Regions from separate parts of the Homo sapiens genome. Here region 1 is linked to region 2. Evidence: read pairs that join two places in POLR2A ChIA-PET (ENCODE). Cell type or tissue: A673. All regions are shown on one strand.

The links. Peaks named below come from ENCODE experiments on the same cell type or tissue, not always from the same donor. Only the 100,000 strongest peaks of a DNase experiment are listed, where the experiment ranks them.
Region 1: POLR2A ChIA-PET joins it to region 2 with 9 read pairs; 18 of 35 experiments call an interaction of 5 or more read pairs at or near these places.

The regions. Positions count from the first base shown.
Region 1 is chr13:41,075,603-41,083,602 of GRCh38, reverse strand. It overlaps WBP4 (WW domain binding protein 4), which reads right to left. Exons shown (of 10, transcript NM_007187.5): 8 at 7,366-7,559; 9 at 2,794-2,957; 10 at 1-899. The coding sequence ends at 689. Among named protein-coding and RNA genes, the nearest start is that of WBP4, 18 kb to the right of the region's middle. In A673, no CTCF peak of the experiment used is centred here; no DNase peak of the experiment used is centred here.
Region 2 is chr13:40,985,822-40,993,821 of GRCh38, reverse strand. All of the region lies in intron 1 of ELF1 (E74 like ETS transcription factor 1), which reads left to right. It also overlaps the pseudogene RGS17P1. Among named protein-coding and RNA genes, the nearest start is that of ELF1, 29 kb to the left of the region's middle. RefSeq lists enhancers at 1-389, 536-615, 390-931. In A673, CTCF peaks have their summits at 734 and 935; no DNase peak of the experiment used is centred here; H3K27ac peaks cover 443 bases.

The DNA of each region.
Region 1 (8,000 bases), 90 kb before region 2:
ATACATTTCATTCATCTTTATCCCTGGATTCCTAACACAATGCCTGGTTCAAACTAAAATGCTTAAACAACGTTTGCTGCTTTGAAGTGAACTGGGGCAAATACATCTTTCCACCTCTGGTCCAGTTTTCACTCCATATTAAGCACATCTGAAGTACCTGAGCTGCTCCTGGCTGTTGGCTTTTGACTTTAAATTGAGTAAGGTAAGCCAATATGCATACATTTTTTACATCAGCTTTCTCACATCAGCCTCAGAACCAAATCATCACTGGGCTGGGAATATTCTCACGTACTCCGATACTTATTTGTTGGACAACAGTTAATATCAATGTGCAAAAGTAATGCATTTTCAATGCAGGATAAATATGCTCTTATGAATATGAATGGAATAAAGGCCCTGTTTCTCCATGTTTTAAATAACAGATACATAGCATCTTAAATTATGACTTAATTAGCAGTTTTTAGACACTGAACATAATACACTGTATTACAATGCAATGTGGTAGGCTTCCATTTTAGGAACCAAAATAAATTTCACATGAAAAAATATTTATTTTAATTCACATCAAATACATTTAGAATAAATCTAAATTTTTAGCATCATAATACTTACAAACAAACACAGATAAACTTTGGGTGTATAAGTCTCCATTCTGTCCTAAAAGCATGTACAAAAAGCTCTCCTGCAACTATTGATCATCACCTCGTTGCCTTAAATTTCTAGATTTTCCATTTTCAGTTCTTCTCTTTTTGAAGACTGGGGCCACTCCATCTGCCATAACTCCAAGAGAAGTGACTGTTTTTTCTTTAAATACCACTTTGGGTTCTCCGCCACCATCAGCTTCTGAAGTTGATACATACTCATTTTCAGTGCTTGGAAGTTCCAAATCTACCTCCTCACTGGAAATAGAGTTAAAGTAAAACTCTATTTGACAGGGTAAGACAAACGTTTTCATATAACCAATGCCCCAAGATCAGCTTTCTAATGACATTAGAAGTTGCTCATTTTGGAGTAGGAACTACTTTAAAATACTGACTTTACAATATTATTTAAGATACTGAACACTTATTCAGGTGGATAAATGCTGGGAGAAGTTCTATGTATTAATTTATTCCTGTTGCACAAAGGATGCATTATCTAAGAAAATGCTTGGGCTTATATATAAGCAGTACAAGTAAAGGGATAAGGGGGTTGGGTGCGGTGGCTCAATCTTGTAATCCCAGCACTTTGAGAGGCCGAGGCAGGAGGATCACTTGAGCTCAGGAGTTTCGAGATGCGCCTGGGTAACATGGCAAAACCCCATTGCTACAAAAAATACAAAAATTATCTGGGCATGGTGTCATGTGCCTACAGTCCCAGCTACTCGAGAGGCTGAGGTGAGAGGATCACTTCAGCCTGGGAGGCAGAGGTTGCAGCGAGTCGAGATCTCATTTTCCTATTGTAGAAGACTGAATGGAGCTGTATGCCTAGCACTCCTTTGCTAAGAACTAGCCCTTCAACCATCCACATGATTAATTATAAATAATCAGTTGAGTGGTCCTGATATCAGCACCTGATTAAAAAGAGCCTATCACAGTACCGTACTCCCTAGATAGTCAACTGGTCTGTGAAAGAGTAAATTAGTCACATCACACCCATCAGTCCCATCTATGAGACTCTGGAAAATGGACCGGAAAGATCGTTATGTTTAAGTAGCTGAGAGCGTAAAACCTGTTGAAAAACACACATCATCCTATTTGGAGAATGGAGCTCTGCAGAAGGCAATCTATTCCAAGGATTTTTTCTTTTTAGGACAGAGTCTTGCTCTGTCTCCCAGGCTGGAGTGAAGTGGTGCCATCATAGCTCAAAGCAGCCTCCAACTCCTGGGCTCAAGTGAACCTCCTGCCTTAGCCTCCCAAGGTACTGGGCTTATAGGCGTGGGCCACTGCACCTGCCTGGCCAGCAAGGACCTTCTTTGCTATCAGTTATCATAGGCTGTTTTAAGTTATAAAACTAAATAGCAACACTGAATCCTATAGAAATGTACTTTGCTGAGTAATACTTGAGTTGCTGCAATATTTGCTTATCTATTTAGTTTTTACATTTTTTTTTTTTTTTTTTTTTTGGAGACAAGGTCCTACTCTGTTGCCCAGGCTGGAGTGAAGTGGTGTGAACATGGCTCACTGCAGTCTCAACCTCCTGGGCTCAAGTAATCCTCCCACCTCAGCCTCTCAAGTAGCTGGGAACATGATGTGTGCCACTATTCCCTGCTAAGTTTTTTTTTTTTGGTAGAGAGAAAGTTTTGCCATGTTGGCCAGGCTGGTCTCGAACTCCTGACCTCAGTTGATCTGCCTGCCTTGGCCTCCTGAAGTGCTGGGATTACAGGCGTGAGCCACCTCACCCAGCCAAGCTATACTTTTTCTTTTTCGAGATGGAGTCTTGCTCTGCTGCTAGGCTGGAGTCCAGTGGCGCGATTTCAGCTCACTGCAACCTCCACCTCCTGGGTTCAAGCGATTCTCCTGCCTCCACCTCCTGAGTAGCTGGGATCACAGCTACATGCCACCACACCCAGCTAATTTTTGTATTTTTAGTAGAGACAGGGTTTCACCATGTTGGCCAGGATGGTCTCATCTCTTGACCTCGTGATCCGCCCACCTCAGCCTCCCAAAGTGCTGGGATTACAGGGGTGCATCTGGCCTCAAGCTATACTTTTAATAAGCACAGCATCCTTGAAATTACTTACTGCAATTTAGGGAAGTACTGGGATGTAAAATCACTTGTAATAACAGTGGGATTAAAGCTCCAGGTACTTACTGAGACTCAACCTCTTGTTTAATTTCTTGCCATTCTCCATATGGGTTTGATTTCTTAAGAGTTTTCGATTTTTCTTCATTTGAACCTAATGAATTCTGTTTCTGAATACTTTTTTCTTTCTGTGTTTCTGGGTCACTTCCTCCATCACTATTTTTATTTTTTTCCTGAAATGTAAAAGCCAAGAAATAATACAGTTCAAGCAAAACTACCAAGACAAAAATAAAATTTAAGGCTTTTAAAGGTATTGTTATAGATTTATAAACAATAATTCACTAACTCAAATCTGCACATAACACAATAAATATACATAGAACTTTACTGCTTGATTAGGTTTTCCATGTCTGAAATGTTGATATACCATGACAAAGGCTCCCTAAATCACCACCTTAATGTCTTAAGTTCTACAATTAAGGACATATAAACAGGGCTCTCTTAACTTCTCTCTTCTGCTTTCTTGCTTTACTTGCATACCCAACAGTGACTCCCTTTATAATTGTGGCTCTGTTGAATTCTTCTGGGAGGCGGCAAGATTATAGGGAGTTTGTCCTTGTTTACCTGTATTTTGTAATTTTTTTCCTTTTCCTATAATTTATCTTTTAAAAAATAACTTAGGGGGCACAAATGCGTATTTCTTACATGTATATATTATGTCATGGTGAAGTACGGGCTTTTAGTGTACCTATAACCTGAACAGTGAACAAACCCAATAGACACATGTTCAACTCACCTCCCTCCCACCCTCCCACCTTTTATGGTCTCCACTGTCTATTAGTCCATTCTGTATGTCCATGTGTGCCCACTGTTTAGCTCCCACTTATAAGTGAGAACATGTAGTATTTGACTTTGAGTTATTTCACTTAGGTTAATGGCCTCCAGTTCCATTCACATAGCTGCAAAAGCTATCATTTCATTTTTTATGGCTGAGTAGTATTCCATGGTGTGTGTGCGTGTGTATATATACCGCATTTTTTTTATCCAATCCTCCGTTGACGGACACTTAGGTTGATTTACTTTTTGCTATTGTGAACAATGCTGCTACAAATATATGAGTGCAAGTATCTTTTCTGTTTAATGATTTCTTTTCCTTTGGGTAGATACTCAGAAGTGGGACTGCTGGATTGAATAACAGTTCTGCTTTTAGTTCTCTGAGAAATGTTTTCTATAAAGGTTATACCAACATACATTCTCAGTAAGTGTATAAGTGTTTCCCTTTCTCTGCATCCTTGCCAGTATCTGTTGTTTTCTGATTTTTTTTTTTTTTTTTTTTTGAGACGGAGTCTTGCTCTGTCACCCAGGCTGGAGGGCAGTGGCATGATCTTGGCTTACTGCAACCTCTGCCTCCCAGGTTCAAGCAATTCTCCTGCATGCGCCACCATGCTCGGCTAATTTCTTTTGCATTTTTAGTAGAGATGGGGTTTCACCATGTTGGTTAGGCTGGTCTTGAACTCCTGACCTCAAGTATCTGCCAGCCTCAGCCTCCCAAAGTGTTGGGATTACAGGTGTGAGCCACTGCATCCAGCCATTTTCTGACTTTTTAATTACAGCCTTCTGACTGGTGTAAGATGGTATCTCCTTGTGATTTTCATTTGCATTTCTCTGATGATCAGTGATGTTGAGCATTATTCATGTGTTTTGGCCACCTGTGTGTCTTTTGAAAAATGCCTGTTCATGTCCTTTTCCCCCTTTTCAATGGAGTTGTTTTTTTCTTGTTGAGTCCCTTGCGGATTCTGGATATTAGTCCTGTGTTGGATGCATAGTTTGCAAACAGTTTTTCCCAATATGTGGGCTGTTTATTTACCCTGTTAATTGTTTCTTTTGCTGTGCATAAGCTTTTTAATTAAGTCCCTCCCATTTGTCTATTTTTATTTTTGTGTTTACTTTTGAAGACTTTGTCGTAAATTCTTTGCTTACGTCAATGACCAGATGAGTTTTTCCTAGATTTCCTTCTAGGATTTTTTTTTTCTTTTCCTTTTTCTTTTTTTGAGACAGAGTTTCACTCTTGTCGCCCAGGCTGGAATGCAACGGCACGATCTTAGCTCACTGCAACCTCCGCCTCCCAGGTTCAAGCGATTCTCCTGCCTCAGCCTCCCAAGTAGCTGGGATTACAGGCATGCGCCAGGACACCCAGCTAATTTTCTATTTTTAGTAGAGATGGGGTTTCTCTATGTTGGTCAGGCTGGTCTTTAACTCTCGACCTCAGGTGATCCGCCCACCTCGGCCTCCCAAAGTGCAGGGATTACAGGTGTGAGCCACCATGCCTGGCCTCCTTCTAGGGTTTTTATAGTTTCAGATCTTTAAACATTTAAGTCTTTAATCCATCTTAACTTTTGTACATGGTTAGAGGTAGGGGTCCAGTTTCATTCTTCTGCATACAGCTAGCCAGTTTTCCCAGGATCATTTATTGAATGGGGTATCCCTTCCCCAGTGTATATTTTTGTTGATTTTGTTGAAGATCAGTTGGTTGTAGGTATGTGGCTTTATTTCTGGGTTCTCTATTCTGTTCCATCAATCTATGTGCCTATCTTTATGCCAGTACTGTGCTGTTTTGGTTATGACAGCCTTGGAATATAGTCTGAGGCCAAGTAATGGGATGCCTCCACCTTTGTTCTTTTTGCTTAGGACTGCTATGGTTATTGAGGCTCTTTTTTGGTTTCACATAAATTTCAGAATTGGCTTTTCTAATTCTGTAAAAAATGAAGTTGGTAATTTGATAGGGATTGTGTTGAATCTGTAGATTGGTGTGGCCAGTATGTCATTTTAGTGATATTGATTCTTCCAATCCAGAAGCATGAGATGTTTTTTCATTTGTGTGTATCATCTATGATTTCTTTAATCAGTGTTTTGTAGTTCATTTTGTAGGGATCTTTCACTTCCTTGGTTAAATGTATTCCGAGATTTTTTTTTTGTAGTTACCACAAATGGGATTGAGTTTTTTATTTGGTTCTCGGTTTTACCATTATTATATAGATATAGGTATACAGAAATGCTACTGATTTTTGTACAGTGATTTTGTATCCTGAAACATGACTGAAGTCACTTATCAAATCCACGTGTGTTTTGGAGGGGTCTTTAGGGTTTTCTAGGTAGTAAGATCATTTAATCAGCAAACAGAGATAGTTTGACTTCCTCTTTTTCAATTTGGATGCCTTTTACTTCTTTCTCTTGCCTGACTGCTCAGGCTAGCACTTCCAATATTATGTTGAAAAGGAGTGGTTGAAGTGAGCATCCTTGCTTTCTTAGGGAGAATACTTTCAGTGCTTCCCCATTCAGTATAACGTTGGCTGTGTGTTTCTCATACATGGCTCTTCTTTTTTTTTTGAGACAGAGTCTTGGTCTGTCATCCAGCATGGAGTGCAGTGGCACTATCTCAGCTCACTGCAAACTCTGCCTCCCAGGTTCAATCGATTCTCCTGCCTCAGCCTCCCAAAGTGCTGAGATTACAGGCATGAGGCACCGCACTCGGCCTCATATATGGCTTTTATTATTTTATTATTATGAGGTATGTTTCTTCTGTGCCTAGTTTGCTGAAGGTTTTTATCATGAAAGGATGCTGAATTTTAACAAATGCTTTTTATCTATTGAGCTGATTATATGGTTGTTTTTAATTGTTTATGTGGTGAATCACATTTATTGATTTGCATACTTTGAACCATCCTTTCATCCCTGGAATAAAGCATCCCTTTATCATGGTGTATTAATCTTTCTGATGTACTGCTGGATTCAGTTTGCCAGTATTTTGTTGAAGGTTTTTGCATCTATGTTCAGCAGGGTTATTGGCCTGTATTTTTTTGTTGTTGTTGTTGGAACACATTCATTTTGACGAAAATAAATTAATCATTTCTATCCTAAGTTGGATACTGGATTACCTAAATCTGGCTGGCTATAATCATTGTGAGATGGCAATTACAACGAAGGCTTTGCTGCTGCTCCTCTGTAAACTGCACATAACCCTTACTCTAAGTTCCATCAAGATTTGTGAAGTTGGTAGAGAAACTGCAGGCAATGACAAGATCCTAGGTGTAACTAGGTATTTAGGAACTCTGATTTTCCTACATTTCTCAGGCCAACAATCGCAACCATTGCTCAATGCTAATAATGTGTCTCCTCTGCTTTGACTCATGGGCTCCTGAGTGTTCCCGGTTTTATTTATCCAGTTGCCAAAATATGTCTTAATTTCTATGTTCTATCAGAAGACTTAAGGTCTGTAGAGCTTTTCAAAAATTGATGTCAGCTGGGCGTGGTGACGCACGCCTGTAATCCCAGCACTTTGGGACGCCGAGGCAAGTAGATCACGAGGTCAGGAGATCAAGACCATCCTGGTTATTAACATGGTAAAACCCTGTCTCTACTAACAATAAAAAAAATTAGCCGGGTTTGGTGGCACACACCTGTAGTCCCAGCTACTCGGGAGGCTGAGGCAGGAGAATTGCTTGAACCCGGAAGGTGGAGGTTACAGTGAGCCAAGACAGTGCCACTGTACTCCAGCCTGGGGACAGAACAAGACTCCATCTCAAAAAAAAAAAAAAAAAAAAAAAAAAAATTTGATGTGAAGAGTAAAATTTAAAAACCTACCTTAAACTTTATTTTTGGCTTTTCTGTCTCTGTAGAGACCCCTCCTTCTTCTGCTTCCTGTTCCCCATCAGAATCACTATGCGAATCTGATGATTTGGATTCATCTAGGGTGCCAAGTGAATTTTCATTGACCTTACTAGAAGGCAGATCACTAGTGTGTGGAATGAAATCATCAGGTTTCTCCCATCTGGATTCTGCTCAACACATTTTAAAGTCATGTTATTTAGTTATTAATTCTATTCAGATGTAATTTCAACATAACATTTATCACTTACAATTATTAAATGACAATACTGTATGTATTTCATACTATCTCTTGATCAAGAAGATAACAGAGTTCTCAAACCTCTTGCTCTTGTATCTTTCAGAAATTGATTTCAAACAGCCCGGATTTACTAGATGTGTAAACTATAACTCCAATGGAATGAGAGACCTAAGAACTGGGTGATATTTCTAACGGTTCACAATTTATCTGACACCAATTTCAGGAAACGTATTGATAATGAGCAAACAAGAGATTTCCTGAAACTTGCTTATCACAGAGATTTCCTTTCCTGGCCCCAGTGTGCTGGCTTATGCTTGTAATTCCAACACTTTGAAAAGGCGAGGTAGGAGGATTGCTTGAACTCAGGAGT
Region 2 (8,000 bases):
CTCAATTAAAAAATGCCTAATTTAAATTAAAGAACCCGGCCAGGTGCAGTGTTTCATGCCTATAATCCCAGCACTTTGGGAGGCCTAGACGGGAGGATTGCTTGAGCTCAGAAGTTTGAGATCAGCCTCAACAAGATGATGAGACCCCTTCTCTACAAAAGAAATTATAAAAAATTAGTCAGGTGTGGTAGTACACACCTATAGCCCCAGCTACTCAGGAGGCTGAAGCGGGAGGATCACTTGAGGCCAGGAGTTTGAGGCCATAGTGAGCAAGGATCATGCCACTGCCCTCCAGCCTGGGCAACAACGAGACCCTGTCTCTAAAAAATAAATAAAAACTAGTTCCTCGCCCGCTGGGTGCTTAAGTTGGGCGGATAGTAGCAAACGGGCTCCGCTAGAGGACAGAGCCGCCCAGCCCCGCTCCCCCCAGACCCATCGGTGCACTGCCCACACCTGCAGGCAACTGGCTAATTGGGTCTTGTAGCTGAAATGTGAAAAAGGCAGCAGTCCCAAAATGAAGGAACACCTGCTGTGTCTCAAGCGCCTGGAAACCAGAGGCCCAACAACATCTGTTGCTTTTGTTGGTGCTGTTGTTGCAGCTGCTCCTGCCTCACTGTTAGGAATGAAGAAAGGGGAAAATGCAGGAAGAACCACACACACTACAAAAATGGAGAGTATCCAGGTCCTAGAGGAATGCCAAAACCCCACTGCAGAGGAAGTCTTGCCCTGGTCTCAAAATTTTGACAAGATGATGAAGGCCCCAGCAGGAAGAAACCTTTTCAGAGAGTTCCTCTGAACAGAATACAACAAAGAGAACCTACTTTTCTGGATTGCCTGTGAAGACTTAAAGAAAGAACAGAACAAAAAAGTAATCAAAGAAAAGAGAAAAGGCTAGAATGATATATGAAGATTACATTTCTGTACTATCACCAAAAGAGGTCAGTCTTGATTCTCGAGCTAGAGAATTCTTGAGTTAGAGAGGTGATCAACAGAAATTTGTTGGCTCCTAATCCTCACATGTATAGTTCTCTCCAGCCCCAAGTAACATCTTTTCAGATGAATTCCAGGGGATGTTCAAGACTTTGACTCTAATGAAAACACTACAAAAGGAAAATGTTGCCCTAACTGATAGAAGGTCCCAGTTTGGGAATTGATTTTATTCCTATGATAAAAGCTCTAAGATGAGTAGGGAAAAGGAACACTATCAAGCATTGATGACAATAACCAAATGTAATATTTTTAAATATGTCATATGTGCAATGTGAAATTCATTCTTCCTTCATTATTTCTCATATTAAATCTCATTTCAGAAATTTTAGAATTTTAAAACTGTTGACTTATACCTAACTGCTATCACTGCATAACAGCTTTTAAACAGTTAGAAATAAACATTTTAGAATAATAAACAGATTGTGTTTCTATCCTAAGCTTGGATACATTTCCTTTCTAAAGATCTAGCTCTTATTGCTGTATTAAAAGAATGCCACATACAATGCTTACTAATGGAAATGTGTGTTCACAGATGCACTTAGGGAGCGTAGTGTAAAAACATCAGGAACTTAAAATTACAAATTTGATTTCAAGTTACATTTCTGTCTCATGCGACTTTGGGCAAATCGTTTATCTTCTCTGAGTTCATTTTCTCATCTGCAAATGACAAATAAAATAATTATCAGGATGGCTATGAGCATTAAATAAACGTGGAAAGAATAAAATGTGACATTATTTTATCAGAGTTCTTCAACACAATAATTGTTATTTTATGCTTGTATTAAATGTCATTTTAATGCACTTTCCCCTATTTTTTTCCAAAACATACAATAAACATCTGATTTAGCTATTCATCAGAACATACAATCATATTTTAAGATGGAACACTATATCAATGTTATTGCTTTGCTCAATAATGTGATCCCAAATCACTACTTGCAGTTCACCATCACCTCAAATCTATAGAAATGTTTCTTTCAATGACATACATAGATAGATAGATATACAATTGTAGGTTAAAATTAAAGTTTAAATAAGAGAAGTCATTTGAAAATTTTATTTCCAAAGGAAATAAAACAACATTCCCAAGGACAGAAATAATATCAAGTTATTTGCTAAATATATAAATGAGTTATAGGCCTAAGACTAAGATATAAGAGATTGACAATTAGAAAACACTTTTCAATATTAAGGTAGTATGATTTTCTTTAACAATTTTACAATGAAAATAAAAACTTAATAAAAGGTGGTAACGGGCCAGGCATGGTGGCTCACACCTGTAACCCCAGCACTTTGGGAGACTAAGGCGAGAGAATCACTTGAGCCCAGGAGTTCCAGATCTGTCTTTGCAACAAAGTGAGACCCTGACTCTAAGAAAAAATAAAAATGTTTACAATAAAAGTAAAATTTAAAATAGTAATGTGTCCATGAAAACTTTAATTTTAGAGTAGTTTTATATTTACAGAAAAACTGTAAATAGAAAGGTCCCTTACAGACCTATGGGACATCTGTCAAAATTAATAAACCAGTATTGGTCATTAAGTTCATACTTTATTCAGATTTCCTTAGTTTTTAACCTGATGTCCCTTTCCTGTCCCAGGATCCCACCACATTACATTTAGTTGTCATGTTTCCTTAGGCTTCTCTTAGTTGTGACAGTTCTGAAAGCTTCCTTGTTTTTGATGACAGTTTTGAGAAATAAACTGGTATTTCGTGGAATGTCCCTCTGTGGAGATTTGTCTGATGTTTTCCTCATGACTAGACATGGGTTTTTGGTTTTTGGAAGAACACAAAGGTAAAGTGCCATGCTTATCACATGATATCAAAGGTATATGCCATCATCAGGACTCTTCTTAGTTGTGACAGTCTCTCAAACTTTAGGCTTCTCTTAGCTGTTGATGTTAACCTTGATCACTTAGCTGAGTTAGCATCTATTATGTTTCTCCACTGTAAAGTAACACATTTTTTTTTTTTTTTTTTTGAGACAGAGTCTCGCTCTGTCACCAGGCTGGAGTGCAGTGGTGCGATCTCAGCTCACTGCACCCTCCGTCTCCCGGGTTCAAGCAATTCTGCCCCAGCCTCCCGAGTAGCTGGGACTACAGGCACACACCACCAAGCCCGGCTAATTTTTGTATTTTTAGTAGAGACGGGATTTCACTATGTTGCCCAGGCTGGTCTTGAACTCCTGAGCTCAGGCATTCCACCTACCTCAGCCTCCAAAGTGCTGGGATTACAGGTGTGAGCCACTGCACCTGGCCAAAGTAATATATTTTTAAAGAGATTATATTGAAGGTAAAATTTCTGGACATTTACACTGAGCTAAACAAATTCTGAGCAGATTCTTCAACCCTGATATTAGGTTCCATTAAGTGATTACTAATACATGCTATAAAGAAAATACAGTAAAGTAGAAAAATAAAAGTCCAAAAGTCTTATCCTGAATATTCACCTAATAGAGGCGAAAGTGAATTTTTCCCTTGAACTATCTGGGTAAATAATTACAATAATCCTCCATATACTTTCAATATTAAATATCTTAGTCTTACTCATTGTCATAAGAGGTAACTTAAACTGGTAGTTTTGCTTAGTGCATTTCTATATTGCCCTCCACTAGTCAATGAACACTGAATATTGAAATAATGTAAAAGACCTGATGTATTTCCTACCAGCTTTAACCAATTTGTCATAAATATGTTTCTTGTGTATGATTTTTGAATGTTTGCTAAATAATGTGTTTGGTTTTGTAAAATTATGTATCGAATGTGTATAAATTTTTACTACCATGTTCATCATACTTAATCTATAACCATATATTGTACTCCACCAATGTTTATTAGTGGACAATAAAGAAGTTTTAAATGCATGAATACAACTTAAGAGACACCACACTTGGTTATTTTGCAATGCCAGAATAACAGTGGATACTCAATAAATTGAATAGTTAATCCAGATTATGTTTCCTCCAATTTAAGCTTTTCTGGTTTTTTAAATTCCCCCTTCCTAGAATCAGTTTTATCATTTTACCTATGTACAATAATATATTTCTGGAAAATGCTAGAATTTTCACCATGTAGTAGAATTTGAGCACGACAATAATGTAAAAAAATTCAGAAGTCTCAAACTAGGTAGCTTTCTTTGAGTTTTCAAAGTAAATCAAGATAGAGCTGTTTTCATTTTACTATATTGTGGAAATCTATGGATGTTAGTGTAAAATGCATGTGCATTACACTGACTTAAAATGTTTTGAATTAATAAAGAATTCAACAATAAAAAAATTAATTAAAAAATAAAAGAATGCTTAATTTTAAGTAGCTATCTTGCATACCTACCTAAAATATATTCATAGTAAATACATGGTACCTGTTTAGATTGCAAAAACATAGTTTTAAACTTTCTCTCAACTTTCTTAAATTCGTTGAATATTTGAAAAAATTTAAATGAACAGTTGGGGTATAGAAACATTTTCTTTTTCAATTATGAGAACACTGAGTGCAATGAAATGATTTGTTTGCCTTGTGACATTAACTTGTGTTTTTTCCCTTCAACTTTGTGTGTAGAGTACCTGGTTTAGAGAAAGCAGGAGCTGAGAAAGTATGACTATTCTTTTTTGGGAAAGTTCAAATCTGGTTTCTTAACTATACCTACATTTTGGGATGTTTCTTTATTGTTTTTTCCATATTCGCATATTTTAATGTAAATTCTAGCAATAATACTGTATTTAAAATAGCTAGAAAGGCTAGGCGTAGTGGCTCATGCCTGTAATCCCAGCACTTTGGGAGGCTCAGGTGGGCAGATCACTTGAGCTCAGGAGTTCGAGGCCACCTTGGGCAACATAGTGAGACACTGTCTCTACTGAAATTACAAAAATCAGTCAGACGTGGTGGTGCACACCTGTAGTCCCAGCTACTTGGGAGGCTGAGGCATGAGAATCACTTGAACCCAGGCGGAGGTTGCAGTGAGCTGAGATCGTGCCACTGCACTCCAGCCTAAGCGATAGAGCAAGACTCTGTCTCAAAAAGAAAAAAAAGAACTAGAGAGAAAAATATCAGTACAAATCTATTTTGAAGTATTTTAATGAGTTACTAAATTGTGGTAGCCTTCTAAAAAGGCTTATACATGTTTCCTTTTTACTTTTTAGGCTGAGTGAAAATGTAAGGCAAGATGATATGATATAGTAAACTTGGGAGATAATAATAGTAAAACTCTAAGACTTAAAGTAGTAAATAGGGAAATCTACAAACCCTCTGCACCAGTTGTTTCAGTTAAAAATATGGTTGAAAATGATTTATCCCAAATATCAAGAGATTGCATAATATATAAAAGCATTTTAATTGACAGTTGTACTGGGGTATGGTAAGGTACTTTTGCTAGGTATTTGTCTAGGGGATTTCTTATTTTTCCAGATATTCTGCTAAGGAAAAAATATTAATGAAGTTCTGTTAATATAGATATAAAGGTACCAGTAGGAAATCTGGGCTTTTCTTGCTTTCTTTGCCACTAACTGGCTGTGTGTCCTTGGACACATCAGAATGCTCTAGGCCTAAATTCTTTTTTCTTTTCAGTGAATATGTTGTCCTAGGTAATCCTTAGATCTTTTTCAGCTCTAATATCCTGTGATTTCACACTTTTAGATTGAGAATGGGCAAACTTTGGAAGACTGTGTGCAGTTTATCTTCATACCACTGACTTCATTTCTGCTGGGAGCTAATATAGAGCCTTCTACCATGTTATAATAGAAAACAGATTTTTTAAAAGACCAAACTATGGTCAATCACACAGGAATTCAGTCATTACAGATTATGGGTTTATTGCTTGCTTCTCATTTCTACTTGGTATAACTTCACTTCTTTTCTCTCACTTTCTTACTCTGTTTTCTTTCATTTCTGTTATATTTTTTCAATGGTTTTTCCGAATATTGCATTTCTTACCATGACTATCTGTATATACTGAAAAGAGCCCTTTTATTAGGTTACCACATCTTGTGAAAGTTCTTTCTGTTCAGTTACTTGGTGTCTAGAGTTACTGTAGCATTCCAGTTTTTTAGATACTGCCAACCTACAAACATGCCATATGTACATAAACAGACACAGTCTGAATTACATACTTCATTAGAGAAGTCATTCAACCACGTCATTGCTTTAAGCTGGTATATTTCACCTTCTTTATCCCAGAATTGTCTGATCTAAAACCTTTTTGTTTGATTGATTCTCTTTATTAATTTTCTTTCTTTTTTTTTTTTTTTTTTTTGAGACAGAGTCTTGCTCTGTTGCCCAGGCTAGAGTATAGTGGCGTGCCTCGGCTTACCACAGCTTCTGCCTCCTGGGTTCAAGCAATTCTCCTGCCTCAGTCTCCCAAGTAGCTGGGATTACAGGCACTCACCACCATGCCCAGCTAATTTTTTTTTTGTGTTTTTGGTAGGGACGGGGTTTCACCATGTTGGTCAGGCTGGTCTCGAACTCCTGACCTCAGGTAATCTACCCGCCTCGGCCTCCCAAAGTGCTGGGATACAGGCGTGAGCCACGGCACCGGACTATTTATTAATTTTCACCATAAACAGTTGGTACCATAGTAACTTAAAAGGAGAGCAGTGATTTTCGGCCGGGTGCTGTGGCTCACGCCTGTAATCCCAGCATTTTGGGAGGCCGAGGCGGGTGGATCACAAGGTCAGGAGATCGAGACCATCCTGGCTAACACGGTGAAAGCCCGTCTCTACTAAAAAATACAAAAAATTAGCCGGGCGTGGTGGCGGGCGCCTGTAGTCCCAGCTACTCAGGAGGCTGAGGCAGGAGAATGGCGTGAACCCGGGAGGCGGAGCTTGCAATGAGCCGAGATGGCGCCACTGCACTCCAGCCTGGGCGACAGTGAGACTCCCACTCAAAAAAAAAAAAAAAAAAGAGCAATGATTTTCTAAAAATATATTTATGAATTCGTGGGTTTAATATCCTTGTGTCTAAAAACCTTTCTGAAGGAATCTTAAATTTACATTCAATCAGTGATCAATTTTGACTATCATATTTTTTTTAGTACCTGAAATCTTCTATAATAAATTAAACAAGTAGCCATTTGAAGTGGTTGTAGTAGCTAGTAGTGTGGCTGAGGGTTTTGTGTTTACCATCAGTGAAGTCATTTTGTTTGGAATGAGGCATAATGGGACTCTGTGTTAGGGAAGCTTGCCAGAGTGAAGTCCTCGCCTTGAAGCAGCAGGATTTGTTAAAAAGACGCCAAACCTTGAAGCACTGGAATAGAATTACAGTTTTGTTGACAATGGGCTATAATGTTCTTTTTCTGGAGTCTAGCAAATAGCTATGGTAATAGAGACTTCCAGGGAGTACAGAAATGACCCTTAAGGAATTATTAGTTACCTAGCATGCACCTGTTACATATTTCTTGCATATACTTACAGCGCTAAAGAAGCTAATGTTAATTCAGTGCATGTTATGTGCCAAGTATTCTGCACATGCATTTTTGCATCTACACAACAGCTCTAGGTTTTGGTATTACTTTACCCGTTTTACAGAAGGAAGAGACTTGAGACTGACACCTATTTTATGGAAAGAGGGGACTGAGACACCAAGCAAGTAACTTGTCCAGTCTTCTGTCACACTGCAGAAGATTGGCACCCAATCGGTCTGACTCCAGAGCCTGTTCTCTGAACTGCTTTGTGTTACTATTTTACTTTAACTCCAAAGCTTATTTTGGGGATGACAGGTTAGGAACCTTGTTGCTAAGTATTCCTGTGGCATGTCTCCTTGGAGAATAAGAATATGGTCCTCACCCAATTAAGAGACATCTGAGCCAGCCTAAGATTTTTTTATTATCTGGTAGATGTCTGCCTGGATGCCCTCTGAAAACTGTGCAAATAAGTTGACCGCTTATGTCTGTGTGATGAAGAAGTAGTTTCACTTATGTTTTTCCTTGTTACTTTATAAAGACTGACACTTTGAAAAAAACATGTTTGAGAACTATTAATACAGCAGAGTGCTTCCTGACTATAATAGATAATTAAGGAT